Linked DNA regions of Homo sapiens: region 1 is linked to region 2. A link is a contact called in ENCODE Hi-C or POLR2A ChIA-PET data. All regions are on one chromosome and are shown on one strand. Each heading gives the region's core, a stretch centred on a gene start or an enhancer-like site at or near the end of the contact. The rest is flanking DNA. Distances are from core to core; before and after follow the strand shown. Region 1 overlaps SLC9A8 (solute carrier family 9 member A8). Region 2 overlaps PTGIS (prostaglandin I2 synthase).

The links. Hi-C counts contacts between places; a loop is a spot of excess contacts on that map. ChIA-PET counts read pairs that join two places held with the same protein, here RNA polymerase II (POLR2A). Pooled maps may share reads with other maps.
Region 1: a loop to region 2 is called in a pooled map, with 2.8 times the contacts of the local background. The contact joins two enhancer-like sites. A Hi-C loop is called at or near these places in 14 of 168 maps with a recorded cell type or tissue (GM11168, Right ventricle myocardium inferior, adrenal gland and 7 more) and 6 of 50 pooled maps. POLR2A ChIA-PET finds 5 or more read pairs at or near these places in 4 of 52 experiments (BJ, GM10248, WTC11 and 1 more).

The regions. Positions count from the first base shown.
Region 1 is chr20:49,865,732-49,870,552 of GRCh38, reverse strand. The region is part of intron 10 of SLC9A8 (solute carrier family 9 member A8); the gene reads right to left. Among named protein-coding and RNA genes, the nearest start is that of MIR12122, 4.3 kb to the right of the region's middle. RefSeq lists enhancers at 2,404-2,453, 2,694-2,803. Within about 2 kb of position 2,617, at least 2 of the 41 ENCODE cell types and tissues checked have a DNase peak (open chromatin) inside an H3K27ac peak, as active enhancers do.
Region 2 is chr20:49,539,983-49,544,209 of GRCh38, reverse strand. All of the region lies in intron 4 of PTGIS (prostaglandin I2 synthase), which reads left to right. Among named protein-coding and RNA genes, the nearest start is that of PTGIS, 26 kb to the left of the region's middle. RefSeq lists a silencer at 1,628-1,904 and an enhancer at 2,360-2,409. Within about 2 kb of position 2,294, at least 3 of the 41 ENCODE cell types and tissues checked have a DNase peak (open chromatin) inside an H3K27ac peak, as active enhancers do.

The DNA of each region.
Region 1 (4,821 bases), core at 1,368-3,867, 330 kb before region 2:
GCAGCGTCCTGGCCACACTGGTCTTCCTTCTCTTCCTGGAGCATGCCACACTCCCGCACATCTATCTTCAGACCCCTGGCTCCTGCAGTTCCTGCTGCCAAAACCCTCCTTCCCTAGAGCGTCCCTGGGCTGGCTCCTCTCGCCACACAGGTCTGGGCTCCAGTGCCACCTCCAGGGGAGACCTCCCTGACTGCCTGAGATCCCATCCATTCTCTACCACATGCCACTCTCTGTCACATGGCTTTAATTTCTCTTCTTGTCATTTCTTGCCACCTGGAATTGTTGTATGGGTTTGCTTAAATTCTGGCTTTCTTCTGCAAGAAAAGGAAACTGATCTTGTGTTGTTTATAAATGTAGCCCCAACAGCAAGGATAGTTCTCAGCATAGGGTGGACATTTAATAAGTATTTCTTGAATGGGCGAGAGTTTGATTTTTCAACTTACTTTTAAAAAATTTAACAATATGTCAAATTCTTTCCATGGCAGTACAGACAGGTCAAGTTCATTTTTTAAGTAGCTGCACAGGATTCCATAGTGCAAATGGACTGGAATTTGATCTTTTCCATTACTGATGAACATATAGTTCCTTCCAGTTTTTCTCTCCCAAGCAGTGCTGCAATGGAATTCCTTAGATATCTGTGCAGAAGAGCACTGCACCATACATTCTATCTTTGGCCAACTTCATGCCAGTATCTTTTTATTTTTATTTTATTTTTTTTTTTGAGATGGAGTCTTGCTCTGTCGCCAGGCTAGAGTGCAGTGGCAGGATCTCGGCTCACTGCAACCTCTGCTTCCCTGGTTCAAGCAATTCTCCTGCCTCAGCCTGCCGAGTAGCTGGGACTACCAGCACGTGCCACCATGCCCAGATAATATTTTGTATTTTTAGTAGAGATGGGGTTTCACCATATTAGCCAGAATGGTTTTGATCTCTTGACCTCGTGATCCACCTGCCTTGGCCTCCCAAAGTGCTGGGATTATAGGTGTGAGCCACTGCGCCTGGCCCATGCCAACATCTTAAGAAAGTGTTATGTTGGCCGGGCGCGGTGGCTCACGCCTGTAATCCCAGCACTTTGGGAGGCCGAGGCGGACAGATCACGAGGTCAGGAGTTCAAGATCAGCCTGGCCAAGATGGTGAAACCCTGTCTCTACTAAAAATACAAAAAAAAAATTAGTCGGGCGTGGTGGTGGGCACCTGTAATCCCAGCTACTCGGAAGGCTGAGGCAGAGAATTGCTTGAACCTGGGAGGCAGAGGTCGCAGTGAGCCGAGATGGCACCACTGCACTCCAGACTGGGCTACAGAGCGAAACTCTGCCTCAAAAAGAAAGAAAGAAAGAAAGAAAGTGTTATCTCATGATTAATCTTGCAAACTCATCCTTCAAGCCCAAAGTCCCCTCCTCTGTGACTCACCTTGACAGAGTGTCACTCTCTCCCATCCCCTGCAAGCCCAGTGTTCGCTAACTGCTCTGCCTAAGTGGGGTCTATTCATCTTTGAATCTTTAGTGTCAGAGGCCAAAGTGGCCCTCAAAACTGGCTTGACTGAACAATAAAAATAGTTAACATGGATACAGTCAGAACAAATATTCTGAGAATAGCTAACGCTTGCTGAGTTATAATTAGGGAGACTGTTTGATTTGCTGTGGATACCAGGACATTTTTTAGAATAAACGGGGATATTATTAATTCATCATATTGAGACAGAGGGCAAACCAGGACTTCTGGCCACCCCAGCAGTGGCACAGATGCCCCATCAGGACTCTCACTTGCATCGCTCCCCACTCCTCAGCAAAGGCGTCAGGCTGGCCCTTTTGTCTATTTTATAATGAGGAAGTAGAGCATGGGGTGGTTAAGTCTGTAATCTGAGGTTACACAGCCAATAAGAGGTGGAGCTGGGATTCAAATCCAAGTCTGTCTGTTATCCAGCCCCAGTCCTTAGCAACTGTGTTCCCTACATGTGGATTTAGGTAAATAATTCCCACTTCCTAGGAAGAGAATGTCCTGCTCCATGGTCTTGGGAACCACTTGAGATCAGTCCTTTGTGATAGTCAGGAAAAGGGGAGCACACAAAGGAAGGTGAAGACAGCAGAAACCACCCTTTCCATCTGTGCTTTCACAGTGCAATGTGGGGCGTCCACACACCACACAGGGCCATCCTGCCCCTCTCTGAAAACCCTGCGTGACAAATACCCAAAAGGCAAAGTGCGGACAGAGCAGGTTCCCTCACCCAGAGGCAGATCTGGTGTTCCTGGCTTGCACTGCTGTGTGTGGAGCAAGGTCCCTAAGGAAATGAAACCCCTCTCAACAGGAAACACTGCCAGTCTGAAAAGAAGGTAAGAAAAACACTCCCTTATTTTAATCACAGATTCCAAACAGATGCATGAAACACATCTTTGCCAACAGGTACTCAATGATCTTCTCAAGGGGGTAGAGGAACAATTTAGAAAAACAGATGTAAAAATAGCTAGGCTAGAGCCGAATGACTCACAGGTAACGTTTTTGTAAGTGCCAACATTCAGTAAAGAAAGGGAACCTCATGGCAGACACCAGGATGGAATTACCCTGGTGAACTGGTCTGCGATGAAAAACAAAACCCTGAAAATGGTGAGTCCACTCTGCTTCCTCCTTGTGCTGCTCATGCAGCACCCAAGTGTGACTCCGGATAGCGACTGGGTAGAAAAGTTCTGTCAACTGAGTCACTAGAGACCACTGGGCCTTCAGCTTTGCGTCTGAAGAAATTACTGCTACACAGAACACTGTCCTGCTCTACATAACTAGAAAACCTGATACAAGATATGAAACAAAACTATTTTCTGACATGGGACAAAAGATAGGGTAGGACTGTGATTCCTGCCGGAAGGGAGACAAAGGTGGCCACTCTTTCCCTAGGCCCCCTGCTGAGCTGACTGCCTGAGGCTGAGGCTTTAAGAGGGCTGTCCTGTTGAGTCGGGGAAGCTGCACAGAAAGAGAGCTCTTGGACATCTACTGTAAAGTCCCCTTGAGTCTTTGACTGATACTGATCAGTAAATATGTCGGATGAAACAAGAAGCTGGGGAAAGAACCATTAAAAAGAAGTAGGCTGAACAATTCCAGAAGCTGACATGGGTGGGAATAGTTTGCGTTCCCACCAGCCAGAGTGGAGTGAGCTCACGGTACCTGAGACACCTTAGTTAGGGCCCTGCTACTCTGCACCAGCCCTAAAAAAGTTTAAATGTAAGCCTCAAGAAGGATTAAACTGATGTCAAGAGACTTAGATACGTGCCAGAAGAAAAGTCCAGAAATAACACACACACACAAAAAAAATTGTTTTTAAAAGAAAAGTCCAGAACTCCGTAAAGGAATACAATAAAATCTTGTGCTCAACAACATAAAACTTCACAATGACTGACATCCAATCAAAACTTAATAACAAGCAAAGAGCAAGAAAATGTGACCTATAAGCACAAGAAAAATCAACAACAAAACAGACCTACAGTTGACAGAGATGACGGAATTAGCAAACAAGGACATTAAAACAGCTATCAGAAATTTCTATGTTTCATATGCTCCAGAATATAGAAGAAAACATGAACATGATGAAGAGAGAAATGGAAGAAATGAAAATAACCTAAAGGGATCTGCTGTAGATGAATTATAAAATATGTAAATGAGAAATACGCTGGGTAGGATTAGCAGGAGATTCCACATGGCAGAAGATCAGTGACTTTGAAGATACGGCAACAGGAAATAACCAAAATTAAGCACATAGGGAAAAAAAGAAAAAAAGGCAAAGCATATTGTGGGCCAATAGCATGCTACCTCTCATAACTGGAGTAAACTGAAGTCTCAAGGGGAAGAGGAAGGCGGAACAAAAAAATATTGATAAAGAAATGGGCAAAAGCTTACCAAATTTGATGAAAGCTATAAACTCATATAAACTATAAACCCAAAAAACTCAATGAACCCAAGGCGAATATAAAAATAACCACACCAAAGCACATCTAAATGCAGTTGCTACACACCTATCAGGACAGCTAAACTTTTTTAAATTAAAATAAGTGTGGTGGCAATATGAAGCAACTGGCACTCTCTCATACATTCTGAGGAATGTAAAATGATACAGTCACTTCGAAAAACACTAGGCAGTTTCTAAAAAAGTAAAAATGTACTTACCATATGACCTAGCAGCCTTAATCCTAGGTATTTACCCAAGATAAATGAAAACACATGCACACTGTTCTTAGCCCAAATCTGGAAAACCCCAAATGCCCTTCAAATGATGAACAGACAAACTGTGGTGCAATAAGAACGATAAACTACTGCCACACGCAAAAACACGGATGTCTCTCAAAAACGTAACTGAAAGAGAGGAGACACAAAAGACTACGTACCACATGATTTCATTTAAACTACAATGACAGTGCAGGATCAGTGGGTGCCAGGGCTCAGGACAGGCAGGTGGACTGACTGCAGAAGGGCACAGGGGAGCCACACTGGGCGATAAGAATATGCCACACCTCGACTGTGGGGGTAGTTATGACTGTCCACATTTGCAAAAATTCATGGAACTATATACTTAGAACGGGTCCATGTATTGTGTGTAAATTATACCTCAACGAAGTTAATAAAAAAGAAAATCTCTGCCATCTTGTGGCACAGATCAAAACATCCCTGCAATAGTGCCTCCTTTCCAGAACAAGGCCTCTGAAGGGCCTTCACTCAAAGGATGGGATCAGACTTCCAGGGCAGAGCCCTTCCCAACTGGCTGCCCCCTCACACAGGAACAGGGGTGAGTCACGCTCCATTTTCAGGTCAACATCCTTACAACGTAACAAGCTGTGGACGCAA
Region 2 (4,227 bases), core at 1,045-3,544:
GGTGGGGGAAGCAATTTGAGACACCCAAAGCAAAGACTGTAGGAAAGACGCCATGCACCAGGGCCCCGGCTGTTCATCTGACCTAGCTCATGAACTGTAAAAGGAGACACTGGCTGGAAATGGGACCTTACAGGTCATTCAGAGAGGAAGTCACAGAGCAAGACTTCAGAGGTCATCTTGTCCTGTGGCTTCCAGACTTTGGGATTTCACAGAACAGAAAACAAAATGTTTGGGAGATCAACTTGGGACCTTAACCTTTTATCTGGTCTTGTAAATGTATGTTAAAAACTGCACAACCGAACGTTCCTTCCTTCAGCAGTGCCGGGCACTAATCCAGGCTCTGGGGATACAGCAGGGAACAGGACAGATGAAGTCCCCAAATTCACACAGCTGACACTCCAGTGGGGGAGGCCGAATTGAGTTATGTCAGAGAGTGATAAACACGATGACAGAGATCCACGGGTGGGGTGACAGCATCTGGGGGGCTTTCTTAGGCCGACTGACGAGGCAGGGTCATGCTCTGGGGGTCTGGCTTCTGAGCCAAGACCTAACTGCAAAGTGCCCACCACGCCAACACTCTAGGCAGGGGAAACAGCAGGTGCAAAGGCCCAGAGGTGGGAGGAAGCTCAGAGAGACGGCCAGTGTGGCTACAGCATAAAGAGCCAAGGAGGGAAGGTGGACAGGAGGTCAGAGAAGTGGGCAGAAGCAGGCCTCAGGCAGTCGGGAGGTCAGGGAAGGCTTTGGAAATTATGCTGAGTAAGATCGGGTGACATCAGGGGTTTGCACAGGGGCAGGACATGATCTAACTTAGTTTGAAAGCCCCCTCTGGCTGCTGGATGGAGGATGGACTGTAGGGGTAAGGAGGGGTGGAGAGGGAGGCAGGAGGACCTAGCAGGAGGCTGCCAGGTGTCACCAAGGTGAGAGAATGGTGGTGGCCCAGGGAGGTGGTGAGAATTTGGGTAGCTTTTGGAGATAGAGTTCACTGGCTCTGCCGGAAGATTTGACTGGGGCAGCGGTGGGGATGGGGGAGCGTGGGCGTGAGTGAGAGGGATAGAGTGGTGTTAAGGACAGCTCCCTGATTTTAGTGATGCCCTTAACCAACCAGAATTTAATTTAATTTAAATTTAATTTAAAAAAGGACATTTCAACCCCTCCAAGAAATTAGAGCAACATAGTTCTAGGATAAAGGGCAGTCATTCGTTGACACATATGGGCATGTGGGTATATTTATGATATGTGTGTGCATATGTGTAGACTCGGCGTGTCTCAGCTCTTTTAATGCTCACAATCGCTCTAGGAGGCTAGGACTTTACATATTCCATTTGACAGATGAGAAAACTGAGACCTGGAGAGCCTGAGTCATTTGCCCAGAGGCCTGTGTTGGGGTCAGGACAGGGCTGGTCCCAGAGTCTGCACTCTCAGCCACAGCTCTCAGCACACGAACAGTCCCCATTCTTTTTGTTTTGCCCTGGGGTGGTGCAAACAGTGTCAAGGGCTGTAATTGGTGTGGGTGATGCTGGTCTGGTCCACCCTGCATTGTATGATGGGGACTGAGGTCCAGAGAGGGCCAGCTGAAACCACCCAGCAAGTTCACAGTAGTGATCCTCCCAGGTCTCCTGGCTCCTGGGTCCCTGTGCAGACAAAGAAGTCAGAGAGAGATAGGCTGGGGAGAGGCAGGCTCAGGGGCAGCTGGGTCTGGCTAGGCTCCATGGTACAGCGGCAGGCACAGGGGAATCAGCTCAGGGGGAATCAGACGTAAATCCATACCTGTAACCCGGTAACTGTGTCTTCAGGGCCTGAGGCCTGGGCTGGAGCTCCTGCCCCCTGGCTTGGCAGCTGTAGGCCTTTCCACTGCCATCAATCAGCAGCCCCTGAAATACAAAGAGAATGGGCCAGTTGGATGGGAGGGACACAGAGGTGAAAGGGGTGCCGGTTCAGGCAGCCCGAACTGTGAGGTGCCACCTCTTACACCCACCAGCCTGGCCTGTGTTGGCCCTGGCCTCACTGAGTCACACCCAAAGTTCTCCTCTGTCCTCACCTTGTAGCCCTGGCCTCCCCTCCTCCCACCTACCTCTCTGCTGCCCCTTGAGCAGGTCAGGCACGCTCTCTCTTTGTGGCCTTTGCTATTTCTGTTCCCTTGCCTGGGAATGCTGTTCCCCACAGGTCTGCGTGGCTCCCACCCCACTTCGTTTAAGCCTTATCGCGAGCGCCACCTGCTCAGAGAGGTCTTTCTTGAGTCCCATTTTCGTGATGGCTCCCTCCTGTGACCCAGCTTGGTTCAGCTTTATTTTTCTTTGTGGCTCTAGCGCCGCCTGTGGGTCGTGTGTGTATTTACATATGGGATTATCCTGTCTTCAGCCGTGCTCTTTTGATATGGAGCTGCCGGCTTCGCTTCCACAGAGCAAAACCTTGTGGTCCTCTGGGTTTACTTTTTCTTTTTGTTTTCTTTTCCTTCATTTTATTTTATTTTATTTTAAAGACAAAGTTTCGCTCTTTCGCCCAGGCTGGAGTGCAATAATGGCGCGATCTCTGCTCGCTGCAACCTCCGCCTCCCAGATTCAAGCGATTCTCTCGCCTCAGCCTCCTGAGTAGCTGGGACTACAGGTGCCGCCACCATGCCCAGCTAATTTTTGTATTTTTAGTAGAGAGGGGGTTTCACCATGTTGGCCAAGCTGGTCTCGAACTCCTGACCTCAGGTGATATAACCACCTCGGCATCCCAAAGTGCTAGGATTACAGGCGTGAGCCACCTCTCCCGGCCGGTTTACTTTTTTGGTTTATTTTTCATTGCCTGTTTTGGTAGAAATATATGTACCGGGAAATGGTTCTCTGAGTTAGCAAAAAACAACAGTGCAAGTGTGATGATAAATGATGACCAGTGTCAACTGCAGTGTCACCGAGACCACAGGGCCTTGGGAGTACCGCAGTGGCCTGGCAAGCACGTGTCTGTCTAAAAGGGGCGGCTGCAACTCTGCTCCTGCTAGGTTTCCAGGTGGGACCGCAGGTCAGCCAGATTCCTTTTTCAAGATGAGATGAGCAGGAAATCCGGATTTTGTGTGAGTTTCCCCAAATGTTTGAAGGAAGCTTTAGTTTGTTTTTAGGAACTCCCTTGATAAAACACATTTGTGGACTGAATCCAGTGTGTGGGCTGCACCTTTACAACTTCTGCCACCACTGTGCAGGTGAGGGACAGAGCAGGGACCACGCAGGCCTCTCTCGGCCCCCACCTACCCTCATTCCTGCTTCCATTCTCTCTTCATCTGGGAAAACCCCTCTCCTGAGAGATCCTGGTCTCTGGTCTTTGTCTGCACAGGGATCCAGGAGCTCAAGGGGAGGGTGAGAGGGTGAGGCCCCGGGGCTTTGGTTGCGTCTCTTTGTTGTGACTCTCTGCTGAGGCAGAGATGACAAAATGAAAGCCTGCAGTTTCCCTCCCAGGACTGAGGTCAGCCCGCTGGGCTGGGGCTGGACTCCTGGGGCATTTAAAGGGGGCTGGAGGTGAAGGCGCGTCCTCTGAGCGTGGTCCTGTGTGTGTGCGTGTGCGTGTGCGTAAGTGTGCCTCAGTGAGAGCACATGAGAGCTCATGCTAGCTCCCATGTCTTACCCTTTTTCACACTTGACCAGGCCCTGACCTCCTTCTCGGGCCTCCCAGAGCCCCTCAGATCAAGCACAACCTTCTCACTGCTGCAAATGCCTGCCTTGCGTGGCCAGCCCTGACAGCCCAGGCCCTCCCATCCTCTGCCTCACACCCCGGCTCCAGTGCCTGCACCAGCCACAGCTGGCACCTCTCCCACCAGGCACGGTTGCACTCTCAGCTCTGGGCCTTTGCACAGGCTGTGCCTGTTGCCTGAACACGTTCCTCTTCTGCTTCCCCCGATCATCCTGCAGATCTCAGCTCAGACCCTCCCTTCTCTAGGAAGTCTTCCCTGAATCCCTCCCTGGGAGCAGGCATCTCCTCCCCTTCTCTGTGCCCCCATCTCAGCACCGTCCCCTCGAGCTCTCTGCTGCAGCCTCATCAGCCTCCTTGCTGCTCCCCAGCACCGGGCTCCCTCCTGCCCCAGGACATCACACCTGGTGCTTGCTCTGCTTCCTACCCCTCCCTCTGCTCTGCCCATGGCTGACTCCTTCTCAGCCTTCAGCTGTCAGCTTGACACCAGCCCCTCCCTCACCTGGCACCTGACACCACAGCCCCCGCCCTCCCATCCTGCTACCCAGCTTTGTGTCTGACAGT